Linked DNA regions of Homo sapiens: region 2 is linked to region 1. A link is an interaction called in ENCODE POLR2A ChIA-PET data of the cell type or tissue named here. Cell type or tissue: Caco-2. All regions are shown on one strand. Each heading gives the region's core, and the rest is flanking DNA. Links, peaks and the distances in the headings are about the cores only.

Region 1 (15,232 bases), core at 5,028-10,027:
GTGGGTAAAAACACTCCGAAAGCCTGGAGGCTAGGACTTTTTGCCTCAGGTTTCTAAGCTCAGGCTCCTTTTTTCAAGATTAGATCTTTGGGCTTCTTGACCATCCTAACCTGGAGTGTTCCAGCTACGCCCCAGACCTGGAGACTGTCTTTGAGTGCTACCTTGCTGGGGTCTCTGCCACCCCATCCCCCACCCCGCCGCCTTCCCCAACAAGCCTGGCCTTCCCACGCGCTTGAGGGGGGTTTGGCATCGCCTCCGCCTCCCACCCGCCACTGCCCCCCTCCCGCCACCAAATCCCTTTCTTAACATGCCACATTGTCCCGAAGAACACAAGGAAGAGAAATTGGGGAGGGGGGGATCCGGAGGCCACAGCCAGCAATCAGGCCGTCTCTCCTCCTAGCAAGGACACACACGTCGTGAGCCCGGCCTGAAATGTGTTTCATTATCACATAAAAGGCTCCCGTGGCGAAGGAGCCGAGAGGCAGGGCCGGGGGCCGAGTGGGGGACAATGGAGGCTGAAAGCGCTGCCCTAACCTGCTATGTTTCGTATGGCACGCCCATTGTGCGAGGGTCGTTTTAAACTACTTAGCGCGCCCCCCTTCACTGATCCCGGCCGATAAGATATAGTTCTGTCCGAATACATAAAAAGGATGTCGGGGAGCAGGCGCTTTCGGAGGCTTTTCTGTGCTTCTTGTGTCTTTCACGCCCCCCTCCCGCTTAAATCCCTCCCCTAGCCCGGGTTCCGAGATAACGAGCTCACAAATCGCCACTGCGCGCTTTCCCCAACTCTACTCATTGTGGGGTGCAGAGACTCTCCCCCCTCCTTTTTTTCCTTTTTTCCCCACGCTTTCCGCGCGCCGGTTTAAGCAACCATGATCTGTGAATAAACAAAGTCTGTAAACAACCGAAAAAAACATTCTAGATCCGAATTCCAGGAGGGTAAACTTTCCATGCCACGTCACACTTCAGCAAATTTGCACAGATATTATATTGCCTCCCCCCTCCTTTATTATTCTTTTTTTTTTTTTTTTGCCAGGATCCCATTGTACTTAACTGAATTTTATAACGCTGATCGATATCTTGGTAAAATATTCATTTTTAAACTAGCGGGCAGTGAAATCTTTGCTTTGTGTGCTAAAGTCAACAGTCGCTTGGTTTGAGCTCAAATAAATGCGGGGATGCCTCGGCTCGGAGCAGTCGGCCTCCTCCCTCCGCGAGCTGGACGCTCCGCAGCCCGCCCGCCAGCCGGCCCGCCGGCCGCCGCAGGTAGGGAGCGCGCCCACCCGGGGACCGCGCCCGGCTCCCCTCCTCAGCGTCCGCACCCCACTCCTGTCCGCTCACCGCCCCTCCCCCAGCCAGTCCTTCTCCCTTCCAGGGCTCGGACGCCCGGGCGGGCTTGGCTGGTGGTAAGCTCAGCCAACTGAGACTCAAGGCGTTGGGTTTTTTTGCAGGGGGTTCGGAAAGTGCATGACTTGGAAGGATGAGGGGTCGTAGAGTTGCAAACTCAGACCGCTTAGGCTCTGAGCTCAGTTAGAGGAGTTTGGTAGGGCCCCGAGGAAGCCACACAGGCCCCTCGAGCGGCTCGGGTCTGGGGATTCGATCTGAGAGCAGCATGTTTCCAGAGAACAGTGGAGGGTGGGGTGTGGGGAACCCCCTTGGCCCCAGAATCTAGTGTGGGGGTCAGCAGAAAATGATGTGCGTGGTGCATGGGAGTTTGAAGAGGCTGAGGCCGGAGCATGGTGACGCCCTCCCCTTGGCGCGCAGGGGTTCGAGTCCAGTCTCAACTCTTTCTCGGACACAGGCAGGCCGAGGAGACGATGGGGATCGTCATCAAGCAGCAGCAGGGGAGGGGCCGCGCCTTTCTAAGAGGCGAGTGAACCTTAGCTCTGGCTGCAGGAAGCGGCTGGTGGCCTTTTGCGCACAGCCGTGCTTGGCGGCAGGCAGGTTGGGGAGCCTCTGGGGTTACGAGCTGGGTCCAGGAGAGAAAGTCAGAAAGCAGACGCAGGGCCATTTATCATCGCATTCTCCCTGCAACCCAGTCGCCGATTTCCCCCCTTCCACGGGCAGGAGCACGCTCGCGCGTGCCGGGCTTGCCCTCGGGAATTCCGGAGGACGCGAGTTTGTAGGACCCAACAGAACCAGCCGCGTCTTTCCGCCGCCTGCGGAAAGGCGTGGACCTCGGAAAAATAGTAGTTCTGCTGCTGCCCCTTGAAACCTCATAAAGTTGTATTTCCCCAGGTGTCTACCAGCGCCCCCCCCCAATCCCTGCCCCCACGCCAGATCCACATTCTCTCTGGGGTCTTTTCTTTAAACGCCTGGGTAGCAGGCACTGTGAGAGGCCCGTGCCTGGCTGGGTTACTTTGGGTCTTTGGTCTGATGCGACAGGGAACTGGCACATGGAAATTGCCCACCACCCCCGACCGGAAAGCTTTTCCCATCTGCGCCGCAGTCACCAGACTTCGAACCCAAGTGGGCAGAAATCTGTTTCGTTGTTCAGCAGGGTCAGTGTTATGTAGTCACCTTCCTGTGTGGGGACCCTTGGTGGCCCCTCCTCTCCTTCCCTGGTGCCTTGGGCTGTGCGCCCGTGTCCACCGCACCCGAAGCCTGCTGGGGAGCGCGCCCGCCGCCCTCCGAGCCCCGGCTCGCCTCGGGTGGCTGGTTATCTTCGCTGAACATGATGGGACGCCTGCAGGACACACGGCAAGGCTAATCGTTTTTAAATAATTAATGCCTCCCGTTCCGCTGGTAATGCGCGGCGTCGAATCCTTCAATTACTTGTCATTAGACGGGTGTCGCCCCACGGCCTTCCCTCGGGCCTTTGATGGCCCCGGGTCCCCTCGCCCAGGCCACTCCGCAACCTAATTCAAAGGTGCCGTGCCTTTGAGAGCCGGGTACGGAGTAGCCATGACCCTTAATTCAGTGCGAGTTTTGAAAGAAAGACCCTCGCTGAAGAGATGTAATCTTCCAAATGGCCAATTTAAACGCCCAATCTTTATCGCCCGCCTTCTCCCCAGCTTCATAAAGAGAAGCCGCTCCTCAATGCTTTGGGGGCCTTTTAATGTGGGAGGGGGGCGGGAAGAAGCAAGAGATAAGGCTCAATATGGCATAGAAGGAGGCGTTAGCCCTAGGAGGTACCTGAAGTTACCTGGGGGCAACGCGTTTTCTTCGGGGCAGTGCATGCTTCTACACATCCGGGGGTCTGGAGGTGGCCCTGGCTTGGAGGGAGGGGTGGCCGAGATGAGATCTGGAATGTGCAGACACCAGTTATGTTTCAAAAGAGCAGCAAGGCCTTTTCTGACTATGCACCTTCACCCCGCAAGAGAGCGCAGGAAAGGAAACATTTTCCTCCCAAACACCATGAACCTGGAGTTGCAAGCAGCCCGTTCTGGCTTATGTCCGCAAAGTCGTAGGCATCAAGTCCTGCCATACAGAATAGACCACCTCCACCCCCACGCACACCCTAGTGCCATTAGCTCCAGTTTGCTGTCCCTGCTGTAGCAAAAGAACAAGATTTCAGACCTGAAATCCTACTGGGTGGGGGACAGCATGGACACCAGCCCTGGAGGCAGCACCATGGCAACCAGGCCAGCCAGGGGTTGTCGAGTAAAATGTAAAACTTTGAAACATACAAACAGAAAAAAATAATCAATCCCCAAAATTTGCGACTTGACTTAATTACACTTCTTGCTCTTTCCTTCCCAGTCAAATGTTCTTTTTACAGTAAATAAAGACTCAAGGGTCTAGGGATCTTATCTTTATCTTTCCCCTTCTGAGCAAAAACAATGCACTGTATCTTCAACCTTCCTTAAATGCGAAGACATCTCCACTCTAGGCTTTATAGTTAACTTTAGATCAGAAATTTACTGTAGCCGCTATCCCCAGCTTTCCTCTGAGAAGAGGTAAAAGGAGATGGGGGATGGAGAGACAAGATAGTGAGAATCTATTTTAACAATGGATGGAAAAAGGATGAAGGCCTGTGACCCACACCCTACCCCCGCCAGGGTCCTGGGCTGTTCTTTAGGTCTTCAGCTCCACACACGTGGCCTTTCTAGAGCAAATCACCCTGATTGGGATTTTTTGAAAAATTCTTTTTTGATGAGAGGCACCGGATGTGGGCAGGATGTTACAGGCACCCCCAGAGACAAGCAAACAAAAATAGCGTTGAATGGATGAATGTCCTCAGCGGAGCTCAGCAGGGTCCCCAGCTCCCAGCAGGCCTCTTCTCCCTTTAACAAAACTCCCAGGGAGTTCCCTACCCTGGAGCACTCCAGGGGGTGCCTCGGAAGCCTAAATCCTGGGCCATCTTCCCCATTCTGTTCACAGCCTTCCTGCCCACTCTCTTATCCCTTTTCTCCTTTCTTCTCTAAAACAATCATGTGTGTCCCCAGTTGCCCCCTCCCGCTATTGTATTTGTTGATGACCTAACACGCTCACACCAAAAGCCACACACAGAAAACCAACAACGTGGGATGGGAGGAGAGACCAATTATGACTGAGGCTAACAAGCAGGGAACACCCAAGTTGAGGCCGGCTGTCTCCTGGGAGACTGATGGAGGCTTATTTTACAAGCTGTAATTCCGTGGCAGTCCCTCTTGCTAGACTGGAGGTGATGCCTATTCTCCCCTCCCCCTCAGTCCCTGCACCCTTGGGGCCTAGTCCAGATCATTTGTATCCTCTGCAGAAGAAGCTGCCACCTTGTGCTAAAGTACCACTCATGAAAAGGTAGAGAGGACAGGGAGTTTTTACAAGCATACCTTCACACCAGTGTGCTTATTTTTTACGTTAGTTGCTGTTTGTCAGAGCTCTGAGCTCACTGCCAACATTCACATGGACTGGTCAGATGTCATTGTCACCACTCCCCCCGCCCCCCGCAGGTTCACATTAAAAAGCATTGACTTACTTGTCCTCAATCTCTCTCTAAAGAAGGGGTGATATTTCACTGTTAGATAACACAACTGATAGCTGGGAGTGCTAAAAGAAGCAACAAATTAAGTTACATTCATTCATGCAAAGCTAGAGGTCTCACTTCCCACCAGGGCAAGTGCCTGGGGTTTAACCCTCTCTTGTTAATCAGAGGCAGCAATATTCCCAGCAGTGTCAGGAGATGATGCTGGCAATACTATACTTTCTTGACTTAAACATCATTAAATTTATTGAGAGAGAATATTTCAGCCTCACAAACATATGTGTAAGGGAAAAATACTGGCGTGTAATGCAGCATTATAACTTTGTGACGAGAATTGTTTACTGTTTTTTAGTTCTACTTGCTTATGTGGTTCAATCTCTGCTTCTTTAAATGGTTGGGTCCTAGTTTATTTTTTAATCAGTAAATCAGCTTTCCCATTGTTTCAATGATTTGAAAATAATAAGACACAGGTCCAAAAATAAGCAGGGATGTTTTTGAACTAGGGTTGGTAATGATCTGAGCAAATAAAAATAGGATTGCATGCATGTGAATTTTGACTTGGTATTTAATGAAAAATATAATCTCAATTTATTATTCCTTCTATTTTTATAAAGCAGAAGTAATTATATATTGAATTTTGTTGGGAAATTGTTGCTTACTGAAAGGAAAGCATATATATAATTCCTAACTTGAATTCATGAATGTTAAAAGTGCTTTATTTGAAAACATAAAACAATCTTTGGAAGTATTTGGAGGAGAGGGCTTGGAAGGCACTAAGGCCTGAGGTAGATAGCTGGATAATCGAAAAGGACAGATGATGATTAGATGACGTTTTCAGTGAAGGAATAGGGTGAGGTTCCAGGGCAGGAGCTGGGTTATAGAGAGCTTCATATGGAAATCAGAAGCATCTTTAGCAAAAAAGTCAAGATATCAACATGTGCACCCTTCAGTATAAAATATAAAGCTCTGATCAAGCTTTTTGCCTGCTTTACCTCCACAAACCCATTTTAAGTTTCAAATAAAGGAGATCAATTTCACTATATATTTTTCATTTGTTCTGTGATTCTGAGCTACATTAATTGGGGCAGTTCACACACAGAAAGAAGTTGTAACTTCAACAAATCTATCCCCTGCTAGTTGAGAAAATCCTCTCTAGAAAAGAGAGACTTTTCCTTCAGAAAAGTTAGTCAATTTATAGGCAGAAACTTTGTTTTACCATTTTAGTGTTTTCAGTGGCCTTCATGCTCCCATCCACGTCCTGCCCTCTCTTATTTTGAATGGAAACTCTAGTCAATCCAATCACAATTGAGTGGGGTTCTCCTAGGTGCCAGGAACCATGCAAGGTATCTTCCTGAACAGGATCTCTTTTAAGCTTCCCCACTTCCTGCTGGTGGAAATCATAATTTACAGGTAATGGTCTTGGGGCTGAGAGAAGTTAGGTAACTTGCTCCAATTTCACAGCGCAGCTTTGAGCTGGAGTCTTTCAACTCATATTCCCTCAACTTATTCTGGCTTCCCAGGACTCTGGGGCACAGACAATTCCTATTTCAATGAATTAGGAGGCCGGCCTTCACCAGAACTCCAGAATCTGGAAAATGAGTAGGGACATCTGAAGTGTTAGGGGGAGGCTGGAAAGAAACTGGAAGATCTCAGAAGAGCCAGGCTTTGGTACCCCCTGGAAGGATGGCACAAACCCCGTGGACTGTCCTAGAAGAGACGAGGATGGGTGATGTCTGGGATCAGGCTGGATTCTCATGCTGTCTTCTGGGGTAACAGTCAGAATTCTTATGTGGCCATGGTCCCTCGAAGTTGGGCAGAAGTTCATTCAGTCCTGGACCACGCTTTTCTCCCCACTGATGCTTCCAGGGCCAGCTAGCCAGTGCTGGAAAGTAGGAGGCAGCAAGCAGGCTCTTACATTGTGATTAGAAGGAGAAAATGCCAGACAAGAGAGAAAATGTCAGGGGCAGAGACTAAGGGCTGACATATAAGTTTAAAACAACCCACATAGCCAAATCATTTCTGAGCTACAGCCTGTCTGCCTTATTCCCTACCGAGGGATTCTGGGAGCAAGGGCTAGGAATGTCCTAAGAGGCTCTTGCCTCTGACCTCCCCCTGACCTGCACCTGGTGGCCTGACAACCCAGGTGACAGCATAGCTGGAATGCATACACCGCCCACAGCTGGTCCCCAGCACGCCCTGGCCCCAGCCCCCGCGGCAAGCCTCCCCCTCCCACCCCTCACATATATGCCAATGCAGATCTCCATAAACACCTGCCTCTGGGGTTTGCCCCTGAATAGGATGCTGGCCTAGGCACATCAACCTGCAGCCCTCAGGGAGGGAGGATGCTGCCCAGGACCCAGTAGGCCCATCGCATACAAGAGCACCACTCCAGCAGAGTGCATCTGAGTGTGCATGTGAACAGTTGCCAAGCTTGTGCCAGGCTCCGGGGACACAGAGTGGAAATGAGCACTAGACCTCCTCAAATCAGGGCTCAGGCTTGGCTTGGAGGTCTCCTTTACTTTTCAATATCCGGGAAGCTAAGTTCCCTGGCCTGTCCATTTTTAGTGGTGTGAGATTCCCTGCAGACTTAGCATCTTCCATTTCGGCATTTCAGAGACAGGCAGACAATTGGATTCTAAGGCCAGCTCCTCACGTGTTGGCATGTGTATGGCCAACTCTTGGAAGTGAACAGAGTTCTAGATAAAATTGTATTCTCACTCCAAACTGGACAACTGAGTGTTAGACTAAGGTTGGGACACAAGAATGACACAATTACCCACAATCAGATTGTGTGCTGAGCCTTGTAAAGATGGCCAGAGGGGAGGAGAATACCAATTTTGGGGGCTGTTTATGGGGGCGAGACAGTGGGGGAAGCAGTAGCCAATCTGTATTTTGTCCTCTTTCCATTTTAATTACCACCTCCCCCAATCAGCAAAGTTTACCAATTAAAGGCCAATCTCTCTTGATTTCTGTGCTTTAAAGGACATTTCGATTCACCCAGGCAGACAATTAAATCCCCCTCTTGCCTCTCCCTTCCCAGAGCTCAGGAACAAATGCATCCCTATCTCTTCCCAGCATCGAGCAGTGGGAAGGAGTTGATCTCAGGTGCTCACCTGCAGTTATCAGAATGCCAGACTCATTTAGGGAGCTCAACTCTGGAAGCTGAGGCGATCCTTTCATTGATTGTGGCAAGCGCGGTTTAGATTTTGCCCTTGCTCAGTAAACAACTAAAAGTAACTGCATGATTTCTCCCTTGCATTCCACAATCTCTCTCCTCCTTCCCTGCCTCCTCTCTCTCACACACCACATGACACACACACACACACACACACACACACACACACACACCCCTTCCCTACCTCAGGCTCAGGCCTCTGGGCTCTTGGTCATCATGAAAGAACAGGCAGATCACTATCCCTGTATGACACCCTTAGCTAAGCGCCTCCCCACTCCCAGCTGCTGGACGTTTTGCAGGGGTTGGGGTGGGTTCTGTGACTTCTTCCTAGGACTCATGACTCTCCCAAGGTGCACACCCTCCCAAGTTCCCAAGCCCCCAACCATACCACATCTGGAAGTCCCCACCTGTCTAGAATGCTTTCCAGAGACTTTCCCGACCATTCCTCCCTTGCCTCCCTTCCCCCACCCCAGCCCTTCTCCCTGTTTCCTGCTGCAGCTCAGACCCAGTTCAATGAAGTTGAGGGTGGAGGACAGATTCTGTCTGAGGTGCAGCAGCTCTGCTTCTGGCTGAGGTAGCCATGTCTCAATACAGATCTGTTTTGGGGATGAAAGCAAATTAAAATGGCAAACTCACTCAGTGACGATCAAACTTCTAAGATCCTTAACAAGATCTCCATTTACTCCTCAATTACTAATAGAAAAAGGGAAAGATGTACTCTATTGTCCAACATTTGCATTCTCTGAATAGACTGTGTGTTACAATTAGCCCCCTTCATTAGCTCCATCTCTAAGAATGGGTTTGCTGTGAAGCAATTGTGAGGAGCGCGCGTACTCTGCCATCTATTTGTGTAAAATAAAGTAGGCATAATGGCCAGTCTTCCAAAACAATAGAAAACCTTAGTACAAATCCTAACAATTATAATTTAAAATTTAATAATTCTTTTTTTAAAAGCCAAATGGTGAAGAACAGTTTTCTTGCAGACATTGGACAGTCGGCCTGCCACGAGTGTGTTTTTTAAAAAAATTAAGCGACTTTCTCTTTCAAAGTCTGTTGTCTTTCAAATGGAATTTTTTCTTGTTTGCCTAAATGCCTTTCACGTGATAAAAGATATTTTTCAAATTAGATCACCTCAATTTAAAATACAGTTACCTATTATCAGCCAGCCTGGAGCATAAAGCATTTTAAGAAGTCTCACAGATCTATTTTATTTTTTAGGATTTAGAATTTTCACGGATTCTTTTCATTTTTAAGGATTTTTAAAATAAAACAAACATTGTAGTTTGTAAATTCTTAAGATTTGAGATAGAAATATTGCTCACAGTATTGAATATTCCACATTAGTCAATAGCAAGCAGATAAATATATATTTCTAAATGAAGGGTAGCTCTGGAAATTAGACAGCCATTTTATTACATAAGGTATTCTTGGACAAACCAAAAAAGTGTGTCCTCACTTTTTCCAGCACAGTTTCGTAAATGGAGTATAAAATGTATTTGGAGTTTTAATAAATTTATTAGGTGCCAAACATTTCTTTGCACAATGTCTGTCTAGTTTGTGTCCTGAGGGCAAAACAATGTGTGATATGCTTGCATTACAGTTTTGTGGTAGCTGCTCACAGGCAGGTCACACCATCCTACTTTCATTGTCATTGGCAGTGCTATTTTGTTGAATATCAGTTTTGATATGACTAACGCTTATTTCTCAATTTCACCTTGCATTTTCTTCTAATTTTTATGTTTGATAAAATAGCTCAATAGTGGTAATTAAACCTCTCCTTATAAAGGTATAGCTATATATTTCTCAATGCTTGTCTTTCTAGCAATGAAATCCACATTAAAAACATTTCTGGGAGAAGATAATTTCTTTGTTATTTTTGGATTGTTTAAAACTATTAATACAATATAGAAAAATAATGCCGGGTAAAAATAGGATTGATTCTATATCAAATAGGAATTTGTTTCCTTTACTGCCTTCCTTTTTGCAATGTCTGTGCAGGTCTTCCCACACCTTGGCTAGTTCAGTAGATATATTCAGTTTAGATATATTTTAGTTCGTCACCTCTGAAGCTCAGACAAATTTCCAGGCCAAGTTTTGAAAAATAATTTAGGAGAAACTTGCAGATATTTTGAGGACGCGGCGTGTAACCTCCCATGGCACCGAGACAAGCGACATTCTGTTTGGTGCAAGTGGCGAAAAACACGACCTAACCGTGTTTACATGTGTATTCAGCCATGAAATTGAGTATTATCAACGTTGAAAAAATGCAAATCAAATTAAAACAAGAGAAAATTGTCTTTGGAATTACAGCGGCCTGGAGCCCCCAAGTGTTTGCTTAAATTGAATCATTTAGAAAAGAAAAAACATCTAAACTGCCCCTTCACTATTCTCTTCCGCCCCCACCCCAGGCACGAACCTTGTCCTTTAATTCTACCATGAAATGTATCAAAGTTGAGGCACAAATAACTCTACCTAGGACAAATCACGTTGCAATATATATATATGTGCATATAAAAATTAAATGCCTCCCTCTATCTAGGTGTTCACAGAGTCGGACCTGCTTCCGAAATAAAGCAGCACTCCCTTTCCTCATTCCTGGGTGAGGCCCTAGCCGCTGGCTGGCGGGCTGGCTCGGGCTCCCCGCGAGTGGCCCGGGGACCTGCAGAGCAGCCTTCCTTGGGCTCAGGCTGCGAGAGCCGGAGCGGGTGCTCGGGCTCCGGGAAGGCGGCGTGTGCCCGGGTACCCGGGGCCAGGCAGCCGGGGCCGATCGGGCGCGCCGAGGTCGTCAGAGCAGCCGGCCGAGCCCCCAGTCCCCGCGGGTCCGTGGGGCTGTCCCGGTTTGGCGAGCTCCGGCTGCCGAGATGCGCCAAACGCGGAACCCGGGTTGGCCCTCCGGGGGGTTCTTCTCGTCCCCTCCCAACGCTCACTTCGCTGACATAGGACTTCCAAGGGTCTTAGTGGAGAAGGCCACGAAAGGAAAATGCCTGCTAAATGTCACTGGGGGTCGGGGGAGAGATCGAAAAGAGCACGAGGCAGAGGGACGGTCATTCTTGCTTTTCCCCCACAAATTCTAGAAAGCGCAGGGAACCGACCCTAGGCAGCCAGTTCACACCGGACCCGACCTATCCCACCCCAGTCGCCATGGGCTCTGTCAGCTGTATTCCTCTCCCGCCCTCCCCATCGCTCTCCCGTCTCCGGTAACACTGGCGAGTCCAGGGTTTCTCCTGCAGGTGCCAAGGTCGGCCCCGTCCGGATGAGCCCGCTGGGCACCGCGCAGAGGAGGGCCGGGCGAACAGGCAGACGGCCTTGGGTCAAGACTGGGAGCGCGACCCCGCTGCGGTGGGAGCGGGACCCAGGCAGCCACGCCCACCAGTCTTAATGGGGGACAACAGAGGGGGCTAGAATGGGGGGCGGGATGCTGGTGACACCAGTGGTGGCTAGGATGTGCTGGCACGGCCCTGGAGACACTTTTATCTCATTTAGTGACCTCAGGATTTTCGTTTCGCTCCCCCAGCCTGCACTTTCTCCTCTTCGAACACTCGTCCACCCTGCTCCAGCCCGAGCTGCACCTTCTCCGACCCGGTATCTCAAAAGGAGCTCGAACTCCTTTTCCTCTGGGGAGGAGAAAGAATGGGTGGCCTCCGCGTCACTCTGTTTCCCTTCCTCCTCCTCAGTCCTGATAGAATCGAAGGGCTGCCCTTGTTCCAGAAACATAATAACTGCATTCCAGCTGACTCCGATGGGGGCGGGGGGCGGAGTAGTGGAAGCCCATTTTTATTTGAAACCTGTCCCTATATTTTCCTTCCCAGGAATCCCTGGATAAAGACCAGCTCAACCATCGCTGAGAAAACAGACCTAGGCTTCCCAGGGCGGTTAACCCGCCGGCCTCTGGGCAGAGACTGTAAGTTGGGGTCGTGTTTGGGAGACTCGGGACCCTATTTCCAAGGAGAACTGTGGGGGACATGTTTATGTTTGTTGTTTTCAAAATCAAGCAAAGGAAACAACAGCCAATTAAAATGAAATATTTTTATTCCCCTCGCACGTCGTCAGTGATTTGCCCCCAGGGATTCACAATTTTCCCAAGCCTGTTAACGGGTGACAATGAGTGAGTGCCTCCTGTAATTTAATTTTCCTGTCACACTAAATAGAGCTACATTGTAAACCTTAGATCTACTCTTACTGATAGGATCGCCTTGTTTTGCCATTTGCACCATAAAGACCCCCAAAAGGGACACTGTATTGTGACCTCTACTCTTGAATTATTCAAGAACTTAATGACATTTTCCATTTTAAAAAGGGAACTAATTGCCATTGATGCAAAGCATGTGACCTTCTGCAGGTACCCAGTATGAGAATGTAACCATCTGTATGTGCATAGAAGGCTGAAGAAAGCGGGTGCAAACAGGAAAAACACATGCAATCCTAACGAGCTCAAAATGGACACTGGAATCAAGCGTAGGGTTTAATTTCACCCCAAACCGTGACACATAGCTCCACAAAATTCCCTTCACCAGACCTAAAGTCTGCATAAAACCTCGCATCAATTCAGGCTCGTTTTGGGGGACATGACATGACTTTTTAGCTAGGACTGGAACATTAAAAATTTTGAAAGCCAGTATGCCTTTATAAATGTAAAATCACTTTGATGTCAAGCAAAATATCTAATAATTTGCCTCCCTTCTTTTGTGGCTCTTTAAAATTATTTATTTCCTCAAAAAGGAAAAGAAAACCCCATAAATTGGGATGGAACCGCATCTCAGTATTTGCTGTTTGAATCAGTCTTGAGTTTCTAGGAAAGCCGTTATTGAAATTCTTCACTAACTAGAATTATCTCGCTTCAAATTACTTGGAAATGGATGCTTATCTTTTTTTTTTTTTTCAAAGAAAAGACAAAACAAAATAAAACAACAACAAAAAACTCCCAGTGTGTTTCCTACTCTTCTTTGTCTTGGAGGAAAGCAAAGGGAGAGAAATGGACTTCACCAGTGGTCTTTGGCTTCATCAATTCACAGGTCAGTGTGCAGAGATTCTGGGATGCTGTTCCTGGTTTATCTGAGTCAATCCACAGCAGGTATTAACCACTTTTAAGGTGCAAGTGGCATCAGGATGTTGGTAGCAAAACACTTTCTTGTGCTGGGCTGCAGATGCTTCTTTTGAACTTTGAGTGATGCTTGGGACAAGGAATTGTCATTTCTTCAGGGAACAGACAGCTCCTTTTAGAAGGAAGCTCTCATAAACTACCCCCTCCCCCCGGCTTCATTGAGAACTAAGTATCCTTTCTGTGTTTGACTGTGAATCCACATCTCTGTCTTGTAGAATTTCTGGAAAAGAAAAATAAAGTACATTTGAACAGCTAACTCGACTTTTATAAACACCATGTTATATCAACATGTTTGACACAACTGGTGCTGATGCAGCCGGAAGTTGTACAAAACAGAATGCCTGACACTCCCTCTGTTGAAGTGTATCAAATGCTATTTTAAAGGGAATTGCCATAATACTGTTATTACCCCAGTTATGTAACAGAACAACTGTTTTCATATTTCTCTAAAACGAACCTGTTTCCCTCCCTGGTATCATGTGCTTTTTGAGTTCTGTGACATGGTAGGAAAAACGCAGAAAAGATACATAGTTCTCATTGTTAAATAATGAACACATATTTAATAAATATACTTGAGACATTTTCAAGTCAAGAAAAACAGGGATATGTATGAGAGGAGTGGCCAGCCACCTTCTTGCATGTCCCCTGTGATAAAAGCAATGCTTTATGAGTCAAATGATAATTTAGGTTTAGAGATTTTTCACTTAGTTTTCTGCATTTAAAACATTTTATAACAATTTGAGATAGACTGTAAGACAGAATAAATGATAAACGTCTCTCATAGCATTCTGTAGTGTTATAATCCAGGAATTTTTTCACAGTGACAGTATACTTTCAAAATGAAATTTTAATTCACTGTTCAAGTTGTCATCAAGTCATGTTTCTTTTCATTTTAAAAAACAACTATCTTGATCAGGGAGCACTTGAAGGACACGTTAAGTACTGTGGAGATCTCGGTGTCTTTAGGGTAGAGCAAAGTCCTCTTCTGGCCCCATTCTGAGATCTCATCCTCTTCTGAATGGATATCTGTGTTGGTAATCTGGAACACCATGGGGAGGGATTTTATTGTCACTGAGTTCCAGTGAATGCTTCTAGAAGACTTGCAGGAGATTCTGATTGAGTACTATGTTTCACCCAATTCCTGTTCCCCCTCTTTACCTCCAATATAAAAACAACTTTGGAAAGCATTCCCATTTGGCCTTTGTAAAAGGGTAAATGAAATACCTATCTCATTTTAGTTCACCTGTAAAATGGGTTTCTCATTTCTCGATCAAGCCTGGTGTGAAGGGACGCATTGGACTTTAAGTTGTTTTATACCCTTCATCTATTTTTTTTAAAGATTTGAACTGTTGATGTACAGTTTTTAAAATGCTAGAGCTAGCAAAAGTTGACAACTTTCCATCTGATTGTATTTATTGAAACATGTGCATCTACATATATTTACTGGACTTCTTACTGTACATTTTTCTTCCTCTAGGAAATGGCATCAAGATGGTTCAACTAAGACATGATCACTAAAAACATTATAATAATACCTTTTTGAAAAACTCAGTTTCTCCTGTTTACTAAATATTTATTTCATCAACATGGGCTGCGTTCCACTGTGTCAGGATTCTGCATGTGGGTGGAGCACTGTTCCAGCCTGAGAAGATGGTTCTGAGGCCACTTAGCAAGACATTTTCCAGCATGAGCAGGTTTCTCTGTGGAAATAGTGACACCTGTTCTGGTGTGTTGTCTTTCCTCAGGGAACTTAAGGGGTACAAAGCTCCTGAAAATGTTCTTTATGCTGGTTGAAGCTCTTATGTCGCTGTACTGATTCCCTACGATGCAGATTTGAATCACAGAGTAATTAAAATATGGATCAAATAAGGCTGGGGCTCACCAAGGCTGAAAGCTGTAGCCATTCAAGGCATCATTTCTGTCATGAAAATATAGGACCTTTTCAAAACATGCCTTCAGGAAGGTGTTCTCTTTTCAAACAAAAGTCTAATGACTGCATAACTCTTCTTGACCACATCTTACACTTTCTCTAGACTTGCTTATTTACAGC
Region 2 (15,232 bases), core at 5,331-10,330, 180 kb before region 1:
TCTCATCATGTCTGGACTCCTGGGGAACAAGTAAGGAACCAACACCATCCGAGTGCAGCCGTGGAACTGCCTCCATTCAAACCCAGTCTTATTCTACTCTATGGGCATAAACTTTTGTGGCCCAGAATGATGTGAATTGAATACTAACTTCCCTAGTTCTGAACACTTTTTGTTACTATCTGTGAGTTTTCTGTCTGTTAGTTACTCGAATGACAGAGTCCTCAACTAGTGATTTCTAGGGAGATTTTCCTTTCCTCCCATAAGCTCAGAGAGGATTTCTCCACCACCCCCACCCCTGACACTGGTATCTCCACTTCCAGGGCACTTTGGTATCCATCATCTGGCTTTCTGTTTTCTGAAAGCATTGCTTTCCCTGGCCAGCAGGCTCTGAGTTTTTTCTCATTGTCTGCATGCCTTGCGGCATAGTTAATGCTGATGGTCTTTCAATGAGAAAAGTAACCTCCAGTGTGATGTCTAGCTGAGTACGTACTTTCTTTTAGCATTTGGACATTGTCATTAGGCAGCCCCTGCCCCTCCCACTGCCCTGCCTTCCAACACCTTTTCCCTATGCCTCTCATTATGGCATCAGATAGAGAGGCCCAGAAGAACTCAGATGACTAGCTTCAAGATTCAATTCTATTCAGCAAGGGCACAGGCTTCACCATCAATACATAAAACTCAGTTGTATTTCTAGAAACTTGCAATAGACAATCCAAAAATCAAATTTAAAAAATAATTGCATTTATACTAGTATAAAAATGAATAAAATATTTTGGAATAAATTTCACAAAAGAAGTGCAAAACTTATAATGTAAAAGGAGAATTTAGAATGCTAATGCTACACATAGTCTTAACTCACCTCTTGCCCTGAATGCCTTCTTAAAATAAGAAACCTCATTTTTTTAATGATGGAATTCAGATGTCTTAATTAATCATGCTTCTCCTGTCAGTAAATTGGAAGTTGATAGACAAATACTGTCAAAACTACTTCTATATTGTTGGTGACAGTGGATGGAGCAGGAGATAATTTACTCAGGAAGTTCTTAGCTTTTGCAATTAATAAAAATTACTAGGTTATTTGGAGATGACATAAAGTTAGTTACACCAAAACAATTGTCATTAGTTTTAATGACTACCCTTGGCTTAATCCTTACCTGCAAATCACTCTGATACTGGTCAGACCCCACTCAGATCCCTTATTGGCCAGTGTGCACAGCCTTCAGCTGCCAGGGAAGTCAGCTGTCTCAGCTTCGAGCTACCCCCATTTTGGAAAATTGTCATTGGATCATGGAAGCATCTTAGGAGATTACAGCCCATCCACCCACCCCCAATAAACAGTGACTGGCTCAGGGTACAAAGGCCAGCCCCTCGCAAGGTGAGACTGTGGTGCAGTTTGTTCCAAAGCTCCCCCAGGGATCAGGGTAAAGCCAGACTGCAGCTCGAACCTGCTCCTGTTCAGCTCCTTCCTGTCCCTCTTCCTTCCCTCGCTGCCCTTCTTTGGAGAACCCTGCCCCAACATCACTTGAAGATGGATCCCCATTTGACAAAAACATAAAGGACCTGGGGAAATTGGACCTCTCCTTCATCTGGCCTGAGCTGGTGTGATTTTTCAGGCCCTCCAGCTACCTGTCAGCCCATCTCCTCTGAAGGCCATGTTTACTTGTATAAGCCACTCAGATTTTATGTCTACTCACCTTGAGATCACAGGGAAATGCCAGCATAAATCACCCCAAGTGGATTATTGGCAAGCTCAATCTATCAGTCAAGAAATATTCTAAGTGCCAGTGCACCAGGTACAGGGAAATACCAGGCTGGGCTGTGGCACTTGCTTAGGCATCCTATTTATATGTGAGGGCATGCCTGAACACCTGCAGCTAAGTACATGTCAATCCACCACACAACATATGCACACAGGCACACACAGACGCCCTAATATACATGTACATGCACACGCATGTACACAAGCAAACCCCTGAAGCCAGGGAAAGGGGCATTACTCAATTTTCCCACTTGTCGAGAGCCACCTTGCTTCTGTTCTGTGGCTGGGCAAGGGGCTGCAGAGGGAATCCACCACTGACTTTTGAGATGGTCTTCCCAAGGGGGCCCACAGGTGCAAAGCTTTTTCATTGTGCTCCAAGCCTTGCTGTGCTGTGACTCCCCTATGTGGCACCATGAAGGGTGAGGCGCTCAGATGGGCAGTCAGAGTGGACCACCACCCCAGCACCCTGATGGCCTTGGCCCGTGACCGCAGGACCTCTACTCTGTCATGGGTGTGGAGGCTGAGCGCTGCCTGATTGGACCTCAGCCCACTCCTCCAGGCACATTCCAGGAGCCTGCAGGATTTCCCACCACCGTGGGGCTCAGAGTGTGGAGCAGGATTCTGGGGCTTGCTTTATCTGCCTTTGTGTGACTAAAAGCCTTTGCAACGCTTGCTAATGTGGAACGAGGAGAAAAGGATCTCAATAAATTTGAAGGCGGCCGGGCGTGGTGGCTCACGCCTGTAATCCCAGCACTTTGGGAGGCCGAGGCAGGCGGATCACGAGGTCAGGAGATCGAGACCATCCTGGCTAACATGGTGAAACCCCATCTCTACTAAAAATACACAAAATTAGCCAGGCATCGTGGCGGGTGCCTGTAGTCCCAGCTACTCGGGAGGCTGAGGCAGGAGAATGGCGTGAACCTGGGAGGCGCAGCTTGCAGTGAGCCGAGATCATGCCACTGCACTCCAGCCTGGGCCACAGAGCAGGACTCCATCTCAAAAATAAATAAATAAATAAATAAATAAATATAAAAATAAAATAAAATAAACTTGAAGGCAAGAAGGGATGGTGTTTATTTCCCTATGGTTTTTACTTAATCAATGTCAACACAGGTGCTAAGGCTCAAAATCAATGTTCATCTGTTTATGCACATGTAGATATAGATATCAACACATATACAAAGGAAGTATTATATGTGTCTGTCTGTCTGTCTACCTGTCTATCATCTATTAGGAGATTTTAATAGTTAAGAGAGAATATATATTTTCAGATAGACTCCTGTTCAAATCCAAACTCCAGCACTTACTAGTGTTGGAGTGTTTCCTGCTGGTGGTGGACAAATTGTTTTGCCTCCCCATCCTCAGTTTCCCCATGTGTAAAACTGGCCCTTGGTTCATGGGGCTATTGAAACCATTAGAGGAAGCATGTGTATTTGTCTTGTTTCCATGGTGCCTGGCACATGGTGGGTCCTTTAGAGTGGAAGTTATTCCCAAGGTTACTCCTTTCCTCCATGCACACAGACACACCCATTACATGTGGATGCAGGTTATTTTGATGCTGTCAGATGCTCATGGATACCTAGTCACCTTCATACACATCGGCTCTCGGGTGTTCGCACATGCAGTGGCCAGCACTTGTGTATCCCGGTCAGAGGCCATCCTCAGGCTGCTGGAGAGCAGTTCTAAGGTGCGACTTGCAAGCTCCCTGCTGTTGGAGCTGCTGCTTCCCTGCAGGGATTTTCCCCTGCTTATCCTCCTTCCCTCTGCAGTCCCACTTGCTTTTGTCCTGCTGACTTTTCCTGGCAACGCCATCTAGCCAAACACATTTCCAGAAATCCTCCTGAAGCTCTGCTTCTGAGGGACCTTCTGGGGCAGAGAGGGGAGAATATCTTTCTCAAAATGACCGCTGGCTCTGTGGCCAAAGTACTGGCCTGAACCAAAGGCACTTGTCCTTTTTAGGTATTTCCCCAAACTGGCAGTGATTTGGAAATCCTTTCCTTTCTCTAGGTACACAACTTTCCCCAAGAGAATTAGGTTAATACTCAAAACAAAATTCCCTACTATTTTGAAAATAAATAGAGGAATCTAGGAGGAGTATCTAGGAGGAAAAGTAATTTCAAGCAAAATTATTCTATGTCCACATTCAGACCTGAAATCATTATCACTATTTATGTTATTTGTTGTTGTTGTTGTTGAGATGGAATCCTGCTCTGTTGCCCAGGCTGGAGTGCTCACTGCAACCTCCATTTTCCGGGTTCAAGTGATTCTCCTGCCTCAGCCTTCTGAGTAGCTGGTACTACCGGCGTACACCACCATGCCTGGTTAATTTTTGCATTTTTAGTAGAGAGGGGTTTTCACCATGTTGGCCAGGCTGGTTTTGAACTCCTGAACTCAAGTGATCTGCCTGCCTCAGCCTCCCAAAGTGCTGGGATTATAGGCGTATCATTATTTTTAAAAACTAATAAAGATCCATGTTGCAGGCAATTCTAAGTAGAACATTCTACCATAAGTGTGTGAACCTAGATGTTTGCCCTTCTCCAGGACTCATTCAGGGTGGAAGGATGACAGAACTGCTGGCTTACACTGCAGATGAGCTCATGCGGCTCCCATTCCAACCCCATTCTAGCACCTTCCAGTGCCATGGAGGCTCAAAATATGAACACCTCACTTCTCAGCATTCCCTGACACTAAGTCTCCCTGTGTGACCTGCTACAGCCTACAGCAACAGAAGGTGGAGGCCCTGTACACTGGGATGGGGTAGCTGTGCTGGAGCTTCAGTTGTCCAGGCCCTAACATCATGTGTGCTGAGTGGCAGGAGATGGCATTTCTGCTGAGGTTGTTCGGAGGTTTCCTTGCATCTCTGGCTGCTCTGTTCACAGCTGAGTTGCATCCGCACCTAAATACATGACTTTCCAGAGGTCTTTGAGCATCCCAATACCTTTTACTGAATCCCTTTCCACTCAGATTTACTAGAGGGTACACTGCTGTCTGCAACTAAGAATCTGACTGAGAAGGTGTCTGGTGTTCATCCATGAGTGTCTAGGCAAATAAATGCATGCACACTTGCTGAGCAACCACAGCATGCATCACCATTTACCCCAAAATAGATTCATGTGGCTGTTTATGAGCACTTGACCTGATGACTTTGCATCTATTATCTTATTTGATCTTCACAACAGTTCTCCATGACAGGGGGACAAACTGAACCTGAAAGAGTCTCAGTGACTTACCCACAGCTCAGCAGTAGGATTTGAAGGAAATCTCTCAGGTTTCAAAGTCCATGCTATTTCCCATCCCACACTGCCTTGTTACAAGCACTATACCACATACATACCTATACAAGAGCAAATATGTAACAGCAAAGCAAAAGAAGACTTATTTCATGCCCTTTTTTAAAGATGTGAAAACTGGGCCTTAGAAAGGCCAAGTGACTTTCCCAGGGTGAAATAAATGTCTGAGGCCTAAGAAACCAACCAAGGAAGACCCCGAACCCAGGTCCTCTGACTTTCGCTCTGGGGCAGGTATTTCTACCCACACCAAACTGCCTGGACAGAGGCTCCCTTGGTGGAGAGAACATGCAAGCTTACAAACCAGGGAGCTGAGACAAACCTACACAATGCAGAGGCAGGACAATCCATGGACTTCAAGATGGACCCTTGAGCAAAAAAAGAATCCAAGTCCCTCCTTACATAGCTGCATATGACAGAGAGAAATTTCTGTAGTTTTCGTTAAAAAATCATCATCACCATGCCCAATGACTTCAATAAACTTCTTGAGTATAAACAAGCAGAACATTTTTCTCAGCACTGTAGATTCTTTACCATTGACCCCGAGCTACAGTCTAAATTCTTTAAGGTTGACGGTGACTTTGATTGCTACTTGGGAATGATTTTGGAATTCTAGTTAGGGTGGTAAGGATTTTGGGGTCAGAGCTGGCCCAGTTCCCATTGCCCTCCAGAACCCAGCACTGTTGCAGACTGTTTTTCTCACTCCGTATGTCCTTTTCTTTATGTTAAAATATTTGCCTTTGGTGTGTAGGATCAATGCAGTGCTGATACTCATTTGACCTCATGAGCCTCGTTGTAGGGGAGAAACTGCATGCTGGAGGGCGCATTTCAACATGCCCAGAGGAGTTTGGAGGGGTGCTCCTGGGCCTGAATTTTACCTTCGAATTAAGTGCAGGGGTTTGGGGCAAAGTGGGCTTCTCTGTGATAATGACAGTGGTGTTGCTCATATTAAGGGAGAAATGCTTTATTTTTGTAAGCCCTATTTAGAATGTTCAATTTGAGGTAGTAGTGCTATAGATCCCATGACACAGCAACACTGTCTGAGGCCCTTTAGCAAACAGACTTCTCTTAAGCTGAGTCGGCCAAGGACTCCAGATGGCTGTGAGAGCCTGGCCTCAGAGACACATGAAGCGGCTCTCAAAGCCTCCCAGAATCTGTTTCCCTCAACTCCCTGGCCCCACCCACAGTGCTGCCCAGCAATCGATGTTGCCGTTGCTTGAACTCCTTCCCTTCCCTTAGACAGGCCAGCAATGTCTTGCCTCTGAGCCTTCTCACATGTTGCATCTTCTCTTGGAACCTACTCCCTTTCCTTCTACTCCTCCTGTTAATCTGCGTTAGGTTGGGTTATGCCTGGGCACTCCTCCACCCTGTCCTGGTCTTCTCAGTTGTAGCGTTAGTGGTTAATGGTCCACTCATAGTTCTCCAGGGCTTCTGAGTGCCGTTCACAGCAGCCTGATGGCTAATAAATCTGAAGACTTTCTTGTGGCCAGAGCCCATGTACTCCAAACTGGAAGTGCTAGAAAATTAGTAACTGCCCCGCATACACACACACAGCAGATCTCCTCAATAGCTGGCAGGCATGGTGGACAAGTTTCTCAGCTCCGTTGTTCCTTGGTGTGATTACTCTCATGACTTATGGTATCTGGGGCTCCAGGTGCCCTCCCTCAGTGGTCACTGCTGGATAACACACCTGTGCTGGCTGCCTTCCCTTTCCTTTCACCTCCTCATTCACTTACCAGGGTTTCCTTAATCATCTTCTAAACAAACTTAATGCAACAAATTCTTGTTTCAGGGTCTGCTTCTGGAGGAAACCAGGCTAAGACACCCATCATAATACCACATCTACCTGTCTAAACTGAGTGCACCTTGCCGCTAATTCTAAGCTCAAGGTGGGCCTGAATGAGTTGCTGTTGTTCACAGTAGTGCCCCAGTGCCTGATTCATGATTAGTGTTCAACATATTTTTTTTCTAAATGAAAAAGACACAGTACAGCCTGTGGAAGAGCTTAAGCCTCTGGCAGGGAAGACATCACAGGCAAACGAATAACTTGGAGAAAGAAGGGGAGCACTCGAAGCATGTCCATAGGGAGCACAGAAGCGGGGGACTCATGGTGTGCAAGGCACAGAATCAGAGCAAGGGCTCTCCTTTATTTAAATGACTGAATAGGAAAGAAATTTGAGGAGAAAACAAAGTAGAGACTAGCCATGGTGGGTGCATAGATCTGCTGCCAAGACCCCCCTTCAAGTTAGGACTTGCTCCCAGCTGCAGAGTGTGGCCATCGGATGCCACTGGCTCTTCTAAGTTGGCATGAGCTGCTGAGAGCTGCCTGGCCCAGTCAGGCCATTCCTAGTGTGGTTTGTACACCATCCCTGGTGTGCTTTGCACACCATACCCAGGGTGATGGAGCAAGGCAGGGGCATAAGGGCAGACTTTTTTGACCTAATTCTGACAACCCTGATGGGGGACTGTGGATCCAGAGCTCCCTATGGGGTGGCCAGGACTTTGCCAGCCCTGCATTATGACCAGGTTCTTCCTTGGCCAAATTCTGCTTCCTCCCTCTACCCTTCGCAGATATTGATCCCTAGTCAGAGCTGCCAGATTTAGCAAATAAAAATACAGAGTGCCCAGTTAAATTTAAATGTCAGATACACAATAAATCATTTCTGGTATTCATTATATTCCAGCTATTGTATGGGGCATCTCAAGATGGCCTTTGAGGGCAGAAAGTGGGAGAAGTTCATTTCATGACTCCTTCCTTCCACCTTTCTCTCACTGTTCTAGTTCCTTTCCACGGGTATTAACTGTCTCACTCCTCCAAGTTATGCTACCTGGTTCCTTCAGGAAGCCACTGGGAAGTCAAACACTGCATCACGTGGTGCAGTCTGAGCCCCTGGGCTCCATCTGAGTCCCGGGGTTGGAGTAGAACTGCAGGGTATCTGAGTGGATTGAGCTTGGGTGACAGGGGAACTGTAATTCTTCATGGTGCATGCAACAGAATCTATACAAAAACCCAGTCCAGGGGAGCCCAAGAGAGCAGTCAGCTTTAGGAGATAAGACAATAGCAGGTGTGGTTGGTTGGGGTAAAGGAGTGGTCTCCACTGAGCAAGTGGTCAAGGACTAGGATGGAAGGTGTAGCTGAGGCCCTTGAGTCCTAAAACTCACCTCCACACAATCAGTTTATTGAGCAGGATAATGAGGTCAGCTCTGACCAACCAGGGGGCTCTAGGAGCTATCCCATGGGCCTAGAGTATCCCATAGTGCATTGGGAAGCTGTTTTGTGGGTTACCCATTAGGAATGCAGGTGTAGCAATGATGATGTGGGCTATGGTCAAGAAGAGAAAGGCAATGCAATAGGAAGTACAGCATCCATAGAGCTTGAAAGGCCCTGACATGCAAGATGCGTGAGATTCAGTCAATAGAACCAAGAAGGAATGCTCAGCAGACACCTCAACCCCCAAAAAAGGAGAGGGGACAAGGTGGTGAAGCTCAGGTCTGGAGGTGCAGGCGGGCAACCAGCTGAAGGCTCAGGAAGGTCGAGGAGCCAGATGAGAAGGAAAAATTCTCATGGTGCCTGGCATGGAGATAATCAGTGACCTACATCAGCATAATACATTCAAAGAATAGATTTGGTATATTCTAACTAAGGCTTTCTGTCAATAACTAAAAACAAGCAACATGAGCTACAATTGAAGCCACAGCTACTGAAGTTCAAGGAATCTCTCCCCTCTCTCTCGTTTTATACTTTAACCAGTTTAATAAAGAAGCAACAAAAGATCTTGAGACAAAAAATCTCTCAGCCTTACAGCAAAGCAAAGAATGCAGCAATGTTCTTTGGATTTAGTGTCTCTGACAGTATTGGGGGATTTAAAGACAGCCTTCATTTTTCAGAAATGAAACCAAGAAAAATAAAGGGAGAGAAGCTCCTGGGGTCTTTGAATAGCCCTAGGAAATGTTATCTAAAACCACCCCGGTCTTTAGGGCTTTCTCTGTAAACAAATTCATCTATTCCCGAAACTTTTTTATCATCCTCATAGGCATCGGAAAGACGAAGACTTGCCAGGATTGAGACAAAATCCTTTACTCTTTCACACATTTGTGTAAGCATTTCCAAAAATAGAAAAGGGTTTTCCACTTGCTTCAAGAGGTGGAGGGCTGGAGGAGACAAGTGGAGTTGAGGGACGCTCAGGGCGAGACAGGCTATGGTGGCACCTGACTTCAGAAGGGGCACTCTCAGCAGCCTCCCGGGCCGCATCACAGCTCCTGGTGGGGTCTTGGATTCCAGAATCAAATGACATTTCTGGTTATCATGTCTATTTTTTATTTTTTTGAGACGTAGTCTTGCTCTGTCCCCCAGGCTGGAGTGCAGTGGCACAATCTCGGCTCACTGCAAACTCCGCCTCCCGGGTTCATACCATTCTCCTGCCTCAGCCTGAGACTGTAGTCTCAGTAACTGGGACTACAGGTGCCCACCACCACGCCCGGCTAACTTTTTGTATTTTTAGTAGAAACAGGGTTTCACCGTGTTAGCCAGGATGGTCTGGATCTCCTGACCTCCTGATCCACCTGCCTCGGCCTCCCAAAGTGCTGGGATTACAGGCGTGAGCCACAGTGCCCAGCCTGTTATCATGTCTTCTATGTACATCCTACTCAAGATCCCAGGATGGTGTCAAATTCTTTGTATTTTAGCCTCTGAGTATCAGATTCAAAATCTTTACAGAAGCAATGACTTATGAATCACAAAATATAGTCAAATTAAATCTTTCACTTCAGTTGACTTCTAAGTGTATGAAGCAAGGGTCCAGACTGACCCAAACTCTGTTCACATTGGGATTCAGGAATTTATAAGCATTTCTAGTGCACTGGGGCACTGCCAAGAGCTATTCATGTGAGACCCCAGTAAAGCCCTGGGCAGGACATCCTGGAAAGACAAATTTGCTTCAGGGTGATTCTAATTGCCCTTCTCTTGGCTCCTTTCCCGCACATCTCACATGACTTACTTCTGAGTCCTAGGAGGAGGTGGGGGGCGCGCAAATATCAAAGGAGCACTGGAGAGAGCAAAGCCTGGGCAGCACAGCCATTGGTGATGTCGGCGAAGAACCTGTGATGCAGGCAAACCACCCTGGTGACACTGGAGCCTGGCTTTGCTGACACTAGCAGCTCTGAATGGCATCATCCAATGTGATAGGCATGGTTGCACTGGGAGGTATTCACAGCACAGGTGATACCACCACCACTTGCTGGAGTTTGTGTAGATGTTACATGGCAGCCACTTCAGGTGGGAACCTAACAGGAAAAAATGGCAGACTCAAAGTGGGTTACTGAAGAGAGTTTAATATACATACTACTGAGAAATGTGGGAACAGAAGGTTGAAAAAGCACAAGACATTCTAAACCCAGACCAGTGTACCCTGGGTGCAATAATAATGGGGATCCATCACTCTCTCCACTCTCCCCAGGCATCAAGAAGCAGAGGAGTTGACCTGGCTGAGTGTATATATTGCATTCTGAATTAGTTGTCTAATTTGGAGTAACAAACAAACCTAAAGCTTAGCATATTAAAACAAAAAACAATTATTATCTCACACAATTTCTGAGGGTCAGAAATTTGAGAGTTGTTTAGTAGGGTCATGCTGGCACATAGTCTCTCAGTAAGATCCAGTGAAGATATTGGCTGGGGCTACTGTCATCTGAAGGCTTGACTGGGGCTGCAGGATTGGCTTCCAAGATGGCACATTCCCATTCCCATGGCTGCTGGCTTGAGGCCTTGGTTCTTTGTTGGCTTTTGGGCTGAGAGTCCATTTCTGTGCCATGGGGACCTCTCCACAGGGATGCTTGAGGGTCTTCACAATATGGCAGCTGGCATCCCCCAGCCTGAATGATCAAAGAGAAAGACAGAACAGGGCAGAAAACAAAACGTCTTTTATGACCTAGCATTAGAAGTGACACCTCTATGCATACTTCAATTTATTTTTTACAAATGAGTCATTAAGTTTACCCCACACTTAAGAAAAGTGAAAATGTATTCTACCCTTCGAAGGAAAGAGTATTAAATAATTCATAGATACACATTAAAATCATCACAGTCCAAAGTCTTTGTCAACTATGTAGGTAGATTTAAAATTTGAAATTATTCACCGATACAGATTTTAAAATACCAACACAAAGTCTGCAATCAGGACAAGAGCTGAATCTTTCCTTTTACTGGGATTATGAAAGGTTCCAGTTGAGTGTTCGTGGCCTTCTGATTGTAACAGCTGAATCCCAGGTAGCTTTTCCTAAGGATTATTACACTGTGTGGATTCCAGAAAGGTTCCAGCTGATGTACATGGTGGTCAGTTCTTGCTTCTGAGGGAAAATAAGAATGAGAACATGATTTATACCTGGTAAATAAGATGGACAGGGGTGGAACTCACATTCAGATTCTCTGACTTCTAGTGGATGTGGTTTTTCTCATAGATTTGATAACTCAACCTGCACCTAAAAGGCCAGGATAGACCCCACATCTCACCTTACCTACTCATTAATAGATCTAACCTATTCATGTACGAAAAACGCTTAGGGTCAAGATTTCTGACTGGAAGTCAGAGAATTGACTGTGAGTCCCACCTTGTCCCTGCCTGTGAATTGACCAGGTTTAAATTATGTCCTCATCCTTATTTTCCTCACTGGTCAAATGAAAATAATATATATATTCACCTTCAGAATCACAGAACATGAGAACAAGATGACATATTATCAATATCAGTATTATTGTTCCTAAAGTTGTCAAAGTTCAAGAAACTTCATGAAAAAAGGTGGCAATTATCATTAACTTCATCACCCAAAGGCCACCAGAGTTTTTCAAAATTTTTCCTATCTGAAAAAAAAAATAAAAGAAGAAGCTGATGAACAAGTATCAGATACCATTTTAGGACTGTAGGCTGGTGTTAAGGCCAGTGAATTGTAGATACTAGAGTCGTGGGGGTAAGGCTTGGGAAATATTTTCTTTTTATAACTCCTGATATTACTCAGTGAGATAAAATAATGACAGGTTCATTTACTAATCATTGCTTGATAAGCAGTATTGCACAATTTGTGAAAGGATAAAAACAATTACAAACAAATCTAAGCAACCAAGGCAGACTACAGGTGCCTGAGGAAGGTTTACTTTGACACAGCTTCCATTACAGATGAGTAGAGATGTCATCCAAACCCAGTCTGTTCCAATCAGCACTCCACCACTGGCATGACTTCAGGCTCTTTGGCACCTGTGAGATATAAGTGGGTCTTCCAGCATTCACTCCTATAAACACTTTCATAAAAGTTTTATTTGTATCTAATAAAGTGCAATGTAATACCCAGAATAAGTAACCCATGGCATTCAGCCAGGGAATGAATTCCTGCCTCAAATAAAGGAAAAGCACAGAGCAAGTTATACTTACGACATTCCTGTCTCTGTGCAGAATCTCACATGTCTTTCCTGGGAGGAGAAGGTGATGAACCTGTAGCTGGGAAGTTCTTGGAATGTCAAGCAGTGGCAGCTCTGATGCCCATGCAGAGAAACACTCATATCATCTGAGAATTGTGAGCATCTCTCCAGTCTGCTAGTTTAGCAATGTTGCAAAATCAGTTTCTGGAGAACATAATAAATTACCATTTGTTCTGTTTAAATATACACAAAAGGCAGTGTTAGTATGTAAAACTAAGTTTTTATGGACAAACAGGCATGTTATCAAGATTTATTTGATCTCTAACGTGGGGGAATCATCTGAAATCTTAGTCACCTGCAAATGCAAGTCTAGACTTGCTAGGTTTGTGATATGGTCTTGCACTTCTTTTAACATCAAAATCTAAGTTACCACTTGAAATTGAGTTTGTCAGTGAGTTTTAAGAGTTATGGCACTGGAAATGTATTCTTTTCATTATTTAAAAATATACTTTATTATTAACTATTGTTACCATGCTGTGCAATAGACTCCAAAATCATATTTTCCTTCTAATGGAAACTTTGCACCCTTTGATCAATATCTCCTCATTCCTTCCCCCAACCTCTGGTAGCCACCATTCTACTCTCTATTGCTTTGAGTTCGACATTTTTAGATTCTGCATGTAAGTGAGATCACGTAGACTTTGTCTTTCTGTGCCTGGCTTATTTCACTTAGCACAATGTCCTCCAGCTTCATCTACATTGTCACAAATGACTGAATTTCCCTCTTTTTAAAGGCCAAATAATATTTCAGAAAAAGCAATAGTACTAACAATCTTCCTGTTTTGGGGATGGCATAATGTGCAAAGAGTCAAGGGTTGTAGACTCTTTCATTTTTCCTGCCACTCGCTGAGCAATTTGGGGCAAGTCATTCCACTGTATCTTCTATCTATTCAGTCAGAAACATTTATTGAGCACACACTGTGTGCCAGACAGGTTTCTCAGCATCAAAAATACAGCAGTGAAGAAGGCCAACAGTAATGGAAAAAGTGTGTGTGTGTGTGTGTGTGTGTGTGTGTGTGTGTGAGAGAGAGAGAGAGAGAATGAGGGGATGAAAAAGACTATCCAGAAACTTTAGATGGAGCAAAATGGCCATGCTTGGGCAGCCACTCTGAACAGATTTCCTCTTGGGTGACTTTACATTTAATCTAAGATCTGAGCAACAAGAAGAAGCCTACTCTGCAAAGATCAAGTTCAATGGCATTCCTTGGTGAGGAAATAACTAGTGCTAAGCCTAGAAACAAGCACGGGCTTGTGGTGGTGTAGGCTGCTGAAGCTGCAACTTGGAGACAAGATCAGAAGGGAGGACAAGGGTGAGACCAAGTAGAGTAAGTGAACCCAGATAAGTGCTTGGACTGCATTCTAAGCAATGGGACATGGTTGTTGGAAAGTCTGAAGTAGGAAAGCAATGTGATCCATGCTTTTAAAAAATCTCCTTGTGTCTCTGTGGGATTAAAACATACAGAGCAATGACTGAATCAGTATATGCCTTAGGAGACTACAGACTCTTCCAGTGTTCTAGAAGCTTGGACTAAGGTAGTGAGAATTCACAGAAGTGAAGGATTCAGGATATCTATATATGTAAGGAAAGGAAGACTTACTGGTGTGAAAGAAGAAGAGAATTCAGAGAGGTTGCATAGACTTTTGGCTTTAGCAAAAAATGAATCAATTTTGGATATTGTTTGCAGAAATGAAATGATAAATATTCTAGGTAGATTGGGGGAATACACCTGGAGTTCTGTTTGGGCCATTACAGACATGTTCCCTATAGACATCCATGAAGATTTGGGTTTATGGGTTTAGGTGAGAGGAGCGGGTGGAAATTTTGGAGTCTTTTCATGTAGAGGATTTGAAGTCTGAGGCCTAAATATTGTCACTCAGAGAGTTTGCAGATAAAGAAGGAAAGGGTGCCCAGGAAAGAGCACTTCAGCATTTGGAGGATGAGTAGAGGAGAGTATAAGGAAAAAGTACTCAAGGAGGTAGGGGATCTACCAAGGAAAGAAAGTATTACAGGAAGAGGGCAGTAGTTGCTGAGTGGTTGCTCAACTGTTGCTAAGATTATGTGGAATAATAGAAAGTGGCTGTTGAATTTAGAAACACAAAGATCTTGGTGTCTATGAAGAGTCTTTTTTTTTTTTTTCGAGATGGAATCTGGCTCTGTTGCCCATGCTGTAGTGCAGTGGTGCGATCTTGGCTCACCACAACCTCTGCCTCCCGGGTTCAACCAATTCTCCTGCCTCAGCCTCCTGAGTAGCTGGGATTACAGGCAAGTGCCACTGCTTTGTCCGACTAATTTTTTTTTTATTTTATTTGTATTTTTTTAGTAGAGACATGGTTTCACCATGTTGATCAGGCTGGTCTTGAACTCCTGGCCTTAGGTGGTCCAACTGCCTCAGCCTCCCAAAGTGCCAGGATTACAGGTGTGAGCCACTGCACCCGGCCTCCATGTAGAGTCTTAATGGAGTGATGGAGTGAGCTGACAAGAGAATGAGAGGTGAGTATGAACAGATGGAACCCTTGAGAAGCTATAACATAGGGAGTGAAGAACCAGCGCTGGCTCGGGAGAAATATGAGACCAGGAAAAATCTTTTCTGCATGGAAGATACTAGAATATGTTTACCTGCTGATGGGAATGGTCTAGTAAAGAAAAGAGGGCATTGTTTCAGGAGAAAGGGAACAACTAAAGGAGGGAGGTCCTGAGGCTATGAGAATAGATGTGGT

Evidence for each region. Peaks named below come from ENCODE experiments on the same cell type or tissue, not always from the same donor. Only the 100,000 strongest peaks of a DNase experiment are listed, where the experiment ranks them.
Region 2: POLR2A ChIA-PET joins it to region 1 with 6 read pairs; 2 of 35 experiments call an interaction of 5 or more read pairs at or near these places.

The regions. Positions count from the first base shown.
Region 1 is chr20:22,564,544-22,579,775 of GRCh38, reverse strand. It overlaps LINC00261 (long intergenic non-protein coding RNA 261), which reads left to right and starts at 1,134. Exons shown (of 4, transcript NR_001558.3): 1 at 1,134-1,266; 2 at 11,891-11,982; 3 at 12,971-13,093; 4 at 14,660-15,232. RefSeq lists enhancers at 1-375, 376-1,331, 1,332-2,287, 7,778-8,377, 10,288-11,105 and 1 more. In Caco-2, for the core only: no CTCF peak of the experiment used is centred there; DNase peaks (open chromatin) are centred at 7,045 and 8,243.
Region 2 is chr20:22,742,117-22,757,348 of GRCh38, reverse strand. It overlaps LOC124904962, which reads right to left and starts at 12,679. Exons shown (of 2, transcript XM_047440637.1): 1 at 12,468-12,679; 2 at 10,358-10,917. The coding sequence starts at 12,595. The coding sequence ends at 10,692. In Caco-2, for the core only: no CTCF peak of the experiment used is centred there; no DNase peak of the experiment used is centred there.